Linked DNA regions of Mus musculus: region 2 is linked to region 1. A link is a loop called in an ENCODE intact Hi-C map of the cell type or tissue named here. Cell type or tissue: heart. All regions are shown on one strand. Links, peaks and the distances in the headings refer to the core of each region. The heading gives the core; the rest is flanking DNA.

Region 1 (5,307 bases), core at 199-5,198:
ACAGTTTCAAGTTTAAAATGAGAAAGTGATAGTACCTATTCTTTACCAATGTCATACACAGTCAGAGAAGGAGTCTCTTCAGAGCATGCACTGAAAGGAGACCTGCACAATTCTCAGTCGTCAAAACCTCCCGCGCACACCACAGCTTGGAAAGGGGACACTTTTGTGTCACTTAGAAGTAGACGCTGATGCGCACTGTTTCTACATGCCATTTGAATCCATGAAATCACTTGAATAAGAGTTCCCTTGGCCAGAGTAACATTTTATCCAAAATAATCGCATCTTACACCTAAGTGTTTTAACGTCAAGAATATTTTAAGTCTCGCGACATCGCAGGAGGTGTTATCACTAAGGAACCATGTACTTCTCGAGGAAATACATTTACAAAGCTTTCGGTTCCATTATAGTTTCTCACCTTCACAAGAAGCCGAACCACCCCACATCCTCTGCCTGCCATGGGAAGCAAGTATCCACTGTGGACCTGATTAAACGCTATGTCCTCATATTTAATAAGTCTCAGCACCGAGTGGACAGACAGACAGCTCCAGGACGGGAAGGCACTGACAAGACAGTCCTCCAGTACCACTGCAGTCAGGGGACAGCACTGCCACTCGATCGGCTGCTACCGGAGGCAAGCTGCTCCAGCAAACAGATGACGACTTCAATTCTTTCCAGCAGAGTTGAGTTTCTGTTGGCAGTCGCTCTCAAAAGCTGGGAGTAAATCTGCTTGTTGGTTTGGAGGACTATGTCTTCTTCAGCGTTACTGCTGAGGTTAAAAACAAACAGGTGAGGGAATAGAGGGAGGGGCTGGAAACAACAGGCACTTCTTAGAGTATCTGACTTATCTATGGCTGTTGAGTAAACCAGAGAAAGACCCCTGCCTTCCCAGCAGAGGCACTGGAAAAAGGCACTGGGAGCAGTCACAAAAACATGGTCAAAGAATATGTCATGGAGAAAGTTGAGTGGGAGCTGGGGCTGATCAAGCATGGAGCAACTACATGGCCCCTCTACTCAGCAACAAGTGCCAATCTAAACTGGCAGCTGAGCTCTGCTCACAGACTCCTGCCTCAGCTTCTTACAACTTGTGTAGATCACGCCCTTCTTAACCTACTGTCACCCACTGAACTGAAGTTACTATCTACAGTCTCCACATGTCAAACAGATCGTTTTCCTCTTAATATAATTAGCTGGTTTACCTTATCTACCATTTTACTAAACTAAATACTTAATGTTTATATCTGGCTAAGGACCGTCCATGATGTTACAGATTTCTTCTCTGTACTACAGCACAGGGCTTCATGATCCTCAGATGTTTATAGCTTTTCATCTCAAATCCTAAAGCCTCTGAAATGTCATGGTGCCACTCTGCTAGAGCAGTGAATGCTAAAGGGCGTGTTATGAACAGCTCGATTCTTAATCCAAAGTGAAATAACTCCCCTGAAATGTAATAAACAAAATGTGTATCTTGTCCAACCTACACAGTTGTCATACTATGAAGCACACTCAACAGCTTCAACAAGAAAAATAACCCTGGGACTGGAGAGATGGCTCAGCAGTTAAGAGCACTGACTCTTCTTCCAGAGGTCCTGAGTTCAATTTCCAGCAACCACATGGTGGTTCACAACCATCTGTAACAGGATCTGATACCCTCTTCTGGTGTGTCTGAAGACTGCTACAGAATACTCATATACATAAAAATAAATCTTAAAAAAAAAAAGAAAAAAGAAAATTAATCCTAATTTTCTTAAAGCTCACTTTAATTTCTGAGAACCTAAGTTAAGCTTTTCAATTATTAAGCCCACTTTCTTATTTTGCCTCAGGCTAATGGGGAGAAACAGCAGTCAAAATAAACTACTAATGTTCCTTTCTGTTAAGGTCACATTCTGATTTCCTTTTCTCTTAAAGAACACAGCTAGGTCTGCTTTATCAACAGTAAACTTGCTAGCTGTTTTTACCGACCACGAATGAAACACAACAGAAAGTCCCGACTCAGCAACCACAGTGACCTGCCTCCAACCTGCAGAGGGCTGTGTTCCTTTCGGTCAATAAACCTGAACGCACAGATCAGCTCCTACGACATTTGGCTTGCATGAAAACTTTAGATTAAAAATTTCTTCAAGGGCTGGTGAGATGGCTCAGCAGGTAAGAGTACCCGACTGCTCTTCCGTAGGTCCGGAGTTCAAATCCCAGCAACCACATGGTGGCTCACAACCATCCGTAATGAGATCTGACTCCCTCTTCTGGTGTGTCTGAAGACAGCTACAGTGTACTTACATAGAATAAATAATAAATAAATCTTTAAAAAAAATTTCTTCAATAATCCAGGTGTGGTGGTATATATCTTTAATCTCAGCACTTAGGAGACAGAGGCAGGTAGATCTCTGAGTTTGAGGCCAGCGTGGTCTAACCTAGTGAGTTCCAGAATAGCCAGGGCTACACAGAGAAATCAAAAACATCATTTCTTCAACACTAATAACCTGGTTGGAAATAAAAATTACATAAGCCATACATAGAACTATTGTGATAAAACATCAAGGGCTGGTGAGATGGCTCAGTGGGTAAGAGCACCCGACTGCTCTTCCGAAGGTCTAGAGGTCAAATCCCAGCAACCACATGGTGGCTCACAACCATCCGTAAGGAGATCTGATGACCTCTTCTGGAGTGTCTGAAGACAGCTACAGTGTACTTACATATAATAAATATTAAAAAAAAAACATCAAAAGACTGAAACTGTCAGTCAATCACCCAAACCACTAATCTGGAAAAAAAAATCACTAAATTAGCTCACAGGATCCTACATACATACATACATACACACACACACACACACACACACACACACACACACACACACACACACACTGCCACCTTGTGGACACCAATAAATGTTACAAACCTACCTGCAGTTAAGTTTTTAGGCAGTAAAAGCTAAGAATCTCTCTTCTCCACTGTGTGTTATTTACTCTGCTTTCTGGTGCACTAAACTGCAGTGAACATACCAAACCACCTTGCTGCGTACTTGAGACTTCCTCCAGTAAAAGTTCTCCTCAGAAGGATAAGTTTGAAGACTGAGGTATGCACAAAACAAATAAATCATGGAATTTTCCACTTAATATTTTGGGCTAGAACTGACCAAAGTAAAAAACATCAGAGGAGGAACTTTAGCTGAGGGCATCTACTTCGTTGGAACTTGGATCCTGTGCTATACAGAAGGTTGCAGTTTAAGAAGAAATTCTCAACTGCAGCTCTGTTCAAGATATAAAAAATGAACTCAATGGAATACCTGGCAGGTGAAACCTCTCAGGCAGACCAAGCCAGCCTCTGCTGTCCTAACGGATGTCCAGTTTTCAACACTCCTGAACAAATATCCGTACAGGCAAGAAATAACAGCTAAGCTGGGCAGAGATGATAGTGAGGGGTTTCTTCATGGGCTTGAAACGACCATTAATGAGAGAGGCACTAAGAGAAAACTCCAAAATTGTACAAGATCAGATTGCTTAACATCACCAAGAAGCAATTTGTGGAGTGATGGACTTTGTTGCAACATGGTTGTGGTGGACAGAAATTTTTGGAATGCTAAATAAACGTTGTCAAAGCTCATAACACCGAGTCACAAAACGAAAATTACTTTATCTGTACCCCAAGATAAAATGGTAAGACAGATTTAACTAGAAACAATGATGTACGTGGGTGCATTTTCTTTGACTTTTATCTGTTTTTCATTTTCTGTAATATGGGCTAGACTGCACTTGTGTTTGTATATCATGCTCCTGATGTAGAACTTTGTACTCAATTTCAAGTTAATGATGCCAAAGAACAGCTCTGGTGAAACAGCACACACATCAGCCGAGGCACCTGGCTGTGCACCCGACCACCCATCTCCCTCCTACTACCCAGCTTCAGACGCCCTAACTTTCTTTTTGGAGACAGGGTTTCTCTGTGTAGCCCTGGCTGTCCTGGAACTCACTCTGTAGACCAGGCTGGCCTCGAACTCAGAAATCCACCTGCCTCTGCCTCCCTAGTGCTGGGATTAAAGGTGTGCACCTTTATATCCACATCATAGTCCCCAATTCACATTAAAAACATGTTTGCAAGTGCTACTACAAACAACTTAGGGTCTTCACTCCACGGCTACTTGTCTCTCCATGACTATGCAGTAGGCACATGGTCATGATTCTTACCTAACAAGGAATAGTACTTAAAAATCTCATTATGGATGGTTGTGAGCCACCATGTAGTTGCTGGGATTGGAACTCAGGACCTTCAGAAGAGCAGTCAGTGCTCTTAATCGCTGAGCCATTTCTCCAGCCTCAAATTTTGCATTTTCTACATACAACATAAACAATACAACCTGTTCTTTTTATCAATAGCAGGAACTCAAGTTCTTTTTATAGGTGAGGAGTTAGCAAAGAAGGTTCAATAAATAACCAAGTAATTTACCTCATTTTCCTTTTAGATGACGACATCAGTTTGATGGATTGAAGGAGAAGGAATGACAGACGAGATTCAAATATACTAAGGAGTTTGATCACTTCTTCTCGATTAAGATTAGGTGAAGAATCAGCAGCCGGTGTAGCCTCATCATTCTTGGGCTAAAAACAGCACAAAGTTACTTTACCTAACCTGTCCTCCTCCCATGTTTCATATACAGTGAAGGCTAAGCAGCCTCTTCAAATCCAGTTTACAGAATCATAAACAGGAAGCAGACCCAAAAGCTCCCTGATAAAGATACAGTAAGGCCCCACACCTAAGAAATACTGACATAAAAGAAATGAATCCTATGTGGAATTTCATGACTTCCCAGCATTGACTGTTTGCTACAGAAGCAACATGGAAACAGGTACTGCCTAGCCAGGACCCACCATGGACAGAAGAGGTGGCAGAAGCCTGGGGCACACTCAGCAGAAATGCTGGACTATGCTGCAGAGTTATGGAGCAAATGCTTCCGGGCAGTCAGCTGGGACTGAGAGCAGAGCGCTCCCTGCTCTTGGAAAGCAAAGGCAAAGACACCTTCAAATAGAAAAACAACCTTACAAGGCTTTGAAACTTCTAACAGGTCTCTCTGTAACTATGCTCATTAAAGACTGAAGTCAGTAATGCAATCATGCAAACACAGCTGCTGTGCTTTGAGGCTCCTGTGTGGTGTGTGGCCGTGAACTGATGAACTTGGGACATGGGAAGGTAACTGGACCACTGGGCTCCAGTGTTTTCAATGCTGCCTCTGGAGAGTGTATCAGGTAAGTGTAAACTAAAGTTCCCAGGGGTTGGGTAGGTGAGTGTGGGACCTGCATGTGTGTTAAAGATTCT
Region 2 (5,307 bases), core at 224-5,223, 57 kb before region 1:
CTGGAGCACCTTGGAAGCATTAGAAAGTCATTTTACAGATAGTGAAAACTTAATTAGGGAGGAAGTTAGAGGCATAGAATAGAAATAGTTTTAATATAACCACAATCAAAGTAACTGCCTCAGGGCTCAGGTCAGCTAGTTAATATTTTTTCATCCCTTAGACAAGTGACTGGGGTTCAATAAATGCTTGGCATTGCAGGTCTGAGCGACTCCTAGCTGCCCAAGGCTACCTACCTAGACTAAGACGGTACTTTCCATAAATGTGCAAACAGACAGTGATCACAGTGATGAGGAGATGTCACCACAGTGCCCCTGAGATGGGTTTCTAGATACTAAGACTGCTGGCCTTGCTCTTTTAGAGTCATGTCAGCTGTGCTCGCAGAGCATGGCTTCTGGAAAGGTGCTGCTCATTAAACAAATACGGAACCAACTGGCTGGCCACTCAGCCTTGGCCAGACAAGAGATTCAAATGTAGAAGTGCTGTGGATCTTGTAAAGGTCCTGTACACACCAGGTACTAGGAAGTGTGGCCTGTGACACTGTCTTAGAAGCTGTTCCCCTCTTCCCCACTCCACCCGCAACACTCCCCCTCCCCCCCCCCCCCGTCCTCATCAGAGCCAGGCTCTTCCATTTTAAGCTTGTACATTTATAAATACTAATTTTATTATTTATTAATTTTTTTATGTGTGTGGATGTTTTGCCTTCATGTAGGTCTGTACACTAAGTACACAGTCCAGAGGAGGATCAGGGTTCCTGTAGGTCTGTACACTAAGTACACGGTCCACAGGAGGATCAGGGTTGTAGTTACAGATGGTGTGAGCCACCATGGAGGTACTGGGAATTGAACCAGGGTTCTCTAGAAGAGGAGCCAGTGCTCTTAGCCATTAAGCTATTGCTCCAGCCCCATGCATTGTTCTGGCCTGTTTTGTTTTTTCCCCTGGTGGTTTTGGTAAAGCCAATGCTATGCTATCTCACTGCAGTGCTAAGCCTTGTTTGAAGCTTGGTCTTAGATGCTGTGGAGTGGGGAGACTTCTAGTTACACTGCAAAGAACATCTTTCAAGGGTATCATTGTGTGTTAAGAGCTAGCAGTCCCGGGGCCTAGCAAACACAGAAGTGGATGCTCACAGTCAGCTATTGGATGGATCACAGGGCCCCCAATGGAGGAGCTAGAGAAAGTAGCCAAGGAGCTAAAGGGATCTGCAACCCTATAGGTGGAACAACATTATGAACTAACCAGTACCCCGGAGCTCTTGACTCTAGCTGCATATATATCAGAAGATGGCCTAGTCAACCATCATTGGAAAGAGAGGCCCATTGGACTTGCAAACTTTATATGCCCCAGTACAGGGGAACGTCAGGGCCAAAAAGTGGGAGTGGGTGGGTAGGGGAGTGGGTGGGAGGGTATGGGGGACTTTTGGGATAGCATTGGAAATGTAAATGAGGAAAATACCTAATAAAAAGTTAAAAAAAAAAAAAGAGCTAGCAGTCACAGTGCCTTATCCTGGGGACACTGACAGCTGTGTCTTGAGGAAGGCCAGCAGTCTTCTTTAGCATAGTGTGAGCAGGCCTTGTGTGGAGACAAACTCAGCCCCTTTCTGACCCGGTTCTCTCTGAGACCTAACTAGTCCCGGTACTGATGTGGCTTGCTTGGCAAAAAGGTTTGAGGGAGGCCTATGGCTGTCTGTGTTCCACTTGTACTTTCTGCTGTGCCACAGGCAGGAGCCAAGCTGGTATGGGCGAGGTCTCAGGGCCCAGCAAAGCTCAGCTGAGCTGTCACCCTTACTCCTGAGCGTCTGAAAGTCTGCCACAGCCATCATCTGAGAGCCAGGCTCGTGGCATGACTTCTATCAGTGTCCCTCTCGTGGTTGGAGAGTCCCCTCTCAGCCCTTCCCATGTCTAGTGACCGAGGAGCCCTAATCTTTCACCCTGGCTGGTAATACAAGCTGAGGAGGAGCATGCTGAGGAAGGCCTGACTATGGCTTTTGAGGCCTGCTTACCAAAGACTTCCTGTCTTGTTCTGTACCTGGAAGTACTTACCCATCCCAGACAAGCAGAGGCATAGGGTTCTGTAACATTCCCGAGGGTAGCTGTATTTGAAACCTGTTTCCTATAGGATAATATAAATACAATGACATGAAATTGTATAATGCCAGCTAGTGCTCCCAGTCCCTCGCTGTTTCAGCACAGCCATGCTCCTTCCTGCAGCCGCCCCTGCACCTTCTCTGGCACATCCGAAGCCCCCTTTCAGGTCCCACAGATCCCTGATGGAACTCTGGGACTACTAAGTAGCCTGTTAGTTCCTTTCCTGGAACTGCAGACTCAAGGCTGTGTGTTTACCAGTAAGGTCAAGCCCAACGTGCCCAGGGAGAACGATAAAGAAAGCATTCCACTTGGTAAATGTTGATGGGGGACGATCACAGGCAATAGGTGAATGATTTCACTGTCTCCCCCGAGTGTTAGTCTCAGCAGGCTCCTCCCCACCCTCTCTGTTCCTAGTCTCTCACCTCAGATGCTCTGCTCTCCCTGCCGTACCCCAGACCACACTTGTGGTTTCTAAAAGCTTTCTTGGCTTCCCGACCATAGTGGGAATGGGATCACATTAGAGCTTGTGAGGAGGCTGCAGTTTCTCGGTGTGCCTTGAATTCTGACCGTTACCTTTGGTGGTCAAAGTGTAAAGATAGCAAGTGAGTCATTGTTTTCTCGTCAGCCACTTAAAACTCAGGGACAGGCAGATTCAGTTGCTTCTGGGTTAGGCCTATAGGTGTTGCCTCCCGAACACCACACACATTCCAGGACTGAGACTGACAAAAGGCAGTTTTCAGGTTTTCAGCACAGTAGGAGTTGGTGTAGCCTTTATAGGAATACCAGGTGGCAGACAGGTGAAACAGTGTATTTAATAGAACTTGGTCCCAGAAGGACAGAGAGTAAGTAGACTTCTTTGTGGAAATTGAGCAGATGTGGAAATTAATACACACTGTAGGAGTGCCCATGTTATCTAAGAAATGAGAGATGGGATAGGTTTGTCTGTTTGCAGTAACCTTGTGTGTTTGTGTCTGGTGTTTCTGCTTTTCTTGTGACTTCTAGGCCACTCTGTCTTAGCTCTCGTTCTCCTTGTCGGACCTCAGTTTACTAGATTCTAGACCATGTATGTTTTGCCTTATTGAGCAACAAATATTATGTCTTCCCTTAAGTATACTCAGGCTAGCTTTGTAGGCTTGTGCAAGAGCTGCTTCCATAGTTCAGCGTTCTGTGCCTGCAGCAGCTGCCGAGCTGGCTGGCCCGTTGGTGAGAGCAGGCTCTGCTCCAGATGTTGTTTGAGTACCACGTGTTCCAAGTCACAGCGACTGGAACATGGCTGCCTGGTCAGGAGAGATCTCGGATCCCTAGATCCTCAACTTTGACCCCTCAGAACTGCAGCAAAATGCAGTGAGTCCGTGGCTGTCCTCTGAGGAGCCTGCCACGGTTTCAGGGTCCTTGTCTAGATAGCCATAAGGTGTACCCTGTCAGCCTCAGAAGCTACGGGCTTAGTGTCTGACCAATTCTTGCTTTACCGATTCTGTTCATTGGTTGTTTGTTTTATGCAAAAATGAAAAGTCACTACGTGCTGCCCCCTCAGTTGTGTAAAATTCACTTTTTTCCTCTTTCCTAGCTCCAGAAAGCCTGATGCAGGCACTGGAAGATTTAGATTACCTGGCAGCCCTGGACAACGATGGGAATCTCTCTGAGTTTGGAATCATCATGTCTGAGTTTCCTCTGGATCCACAGCTCTCAAAGTCTATCTTAGCATCCTGTGAATTTGACTGTGTAGACGAAATGCTAACCATCGCTGCCATGGTAACAGGTATTCCTTAAAGACCTTTCTCTCTAGGTACTGTGAATCCACAGCACGTACAGATTCAAATGGAGTCTAGATGTAAGGGGATAGTAAAGTGTTTTAATAGACTGAGAAGGGGAAACCTTTACAATTACCTTAATTAATGCAAAAACAGAAAAGGCCAAAAGGCGTGGGCTTGGGTTTTTGCCAAAAGGACGCGTGTAGCTCAAAACAGGCAACAAGCAGTAGCCACAGGCGGTGTTTCCCAGACAGCTGGGCGGCCTGTGTTTCCTGCCAGCTTCGTTATTTTATACCGGCTCCTATTATTTTCATACATTCCTTGACAGCAGCATGGACTAAATGCTGTGCTACATCTGAACATAGTCCTGAGCCTGTGTCTGACCCTCTGGGCCCCTTGACATTTGGACACAATGCTTCTACAAGAATATGAGCAGAGTGCTAACTGCTATTGGCAAAACAACGTGCACAAAAAGGACAAAGCACTAAGACCACTCACTTTTCATTTCTTGGCTTCCAAGCCAACAAAAATATTAAGAACAGCACATTGATCCAGAGATCCAAGGCAAGAGTGGGTTTACAGACGGGGGTCCTGCCCCTTGGCACACCATCAGGCCAGGATTGTCCTCCATGTTGCTGACTGTGACTTCTTGCATCTTAAAGCTCCCAGTTGCTTTTTGCACGTGCCTCATGGTGCTGAGGAGGCTGCAGTGACTTGCTGGAAAACGTTCTTGCACCCTGAAGGTGATCACTTTACGCTCATCAATGTCTACAATGCCTACCAAGATACAGTTCTGAACTCTGCCAATGAACGTATGTGACCATGTTCCCCAAAACCACCTCCCCAGTCCCTTCCCCTTCCCCAGAGGAGGCGCAAATACTTGAATTATTTACTAGCCTCCCTTCTCTGATAGTCCCACCAGCCACTTAAACAGAATGGCACTGGGTCCCTAAATATACCACAGGCCACTGCCATCCACCCAGAGGCCTAGCATGTCACGGCACAGGTCTGGATTTGGGGAGCTTTAGTACTCTGGTCAGCCAGCTTTCAGAAGCAGCACGCCTGAAGCACAGAGACGGGTGCACCTGAATTGCAGTGGCTACTGTAATGCCCCAGGTGAGGGCCCACTGCTGGGGAAGCTGCCAGGGCAGGGGACAGATAGCTGGGGTTAGCAGTGGACCAGCCGGCTTCCCCAAAGGAGGCTCCTCCGCTTCCCACAGAGCAGCCTCACTTCCTGTGCTCCAGAAGATGAGGTGTGAATGATGTTTGCAATGATGTAGAAGAACTGAGATCAGATTGCAAGGCTCATGTCAAGAGCAGGGATGCAGTGTTTCCACGTGGACTGGAGGGAAAGGTGATGGATCAGCTTTTGAGCAGCAGGCTGCGTGATGGCATCAGACCAAGTGTGGACTTCTGTTACTCTGAGTGGGACATGTGGACAGGACAGGATAGATGAGGGTCTGATGTCCACTGG

What was found. Hi-C counts contacts between places; a loop is a spot of excess contacts. Peaks named below come from ENCODE experiments on the same cell type or tissue, not always from the same donor. Only the 100,000 strongest peaks of a DNase experiment are listed, where the experiment ranks them.
Region 2: a loop joins it to region 1, with 2.5 times the contacts of the local background. A loop is called at or near these places in 4 of 42 quality-filtered maps.

What each region holds. Positions count from the first base shown.
Region 1 is chr7:133,666,825-133,672,131 of GRCm38, reverse strand. Edrf1 (erythroid differentiation regulatory factor 1) reads right to left here. Exons shown (of 25, transcript NM_178115.4): 24 at 4,441-4,592; 25 at 1-766. The coding sequence ends at 592. Among named protein-coding and RNA genes, the nearest start is that of Mmp21, 11 kb to the left of the region's middle. In heart, for the core only: a CTCF peak has its summit at 2,906 (motif pointing left); no DNase peak of the experiment used is centred there.
Region 2 is chr7:133,723,738-133,729,044 of GRCm38, reverse strand. Dhx32 (DEAH (Asp-Glu-Ala-His) box polypeptide 32) reads left to right here. Exons shown (of 12, transcript NM_133941.2): 8 at 3,650-3,841; 9 at 4,496-4,645. Among named protein-coding and RNA genes, the nearest start is that of Bccip, 17 kb to the right of the region's middle. In heart, for the core only: no CTCF peak of the experiment used is centred there; DNase peaks (open chromatin) are centred at 1,804 and 3,294; H3K27ac peaks cover 561 bases.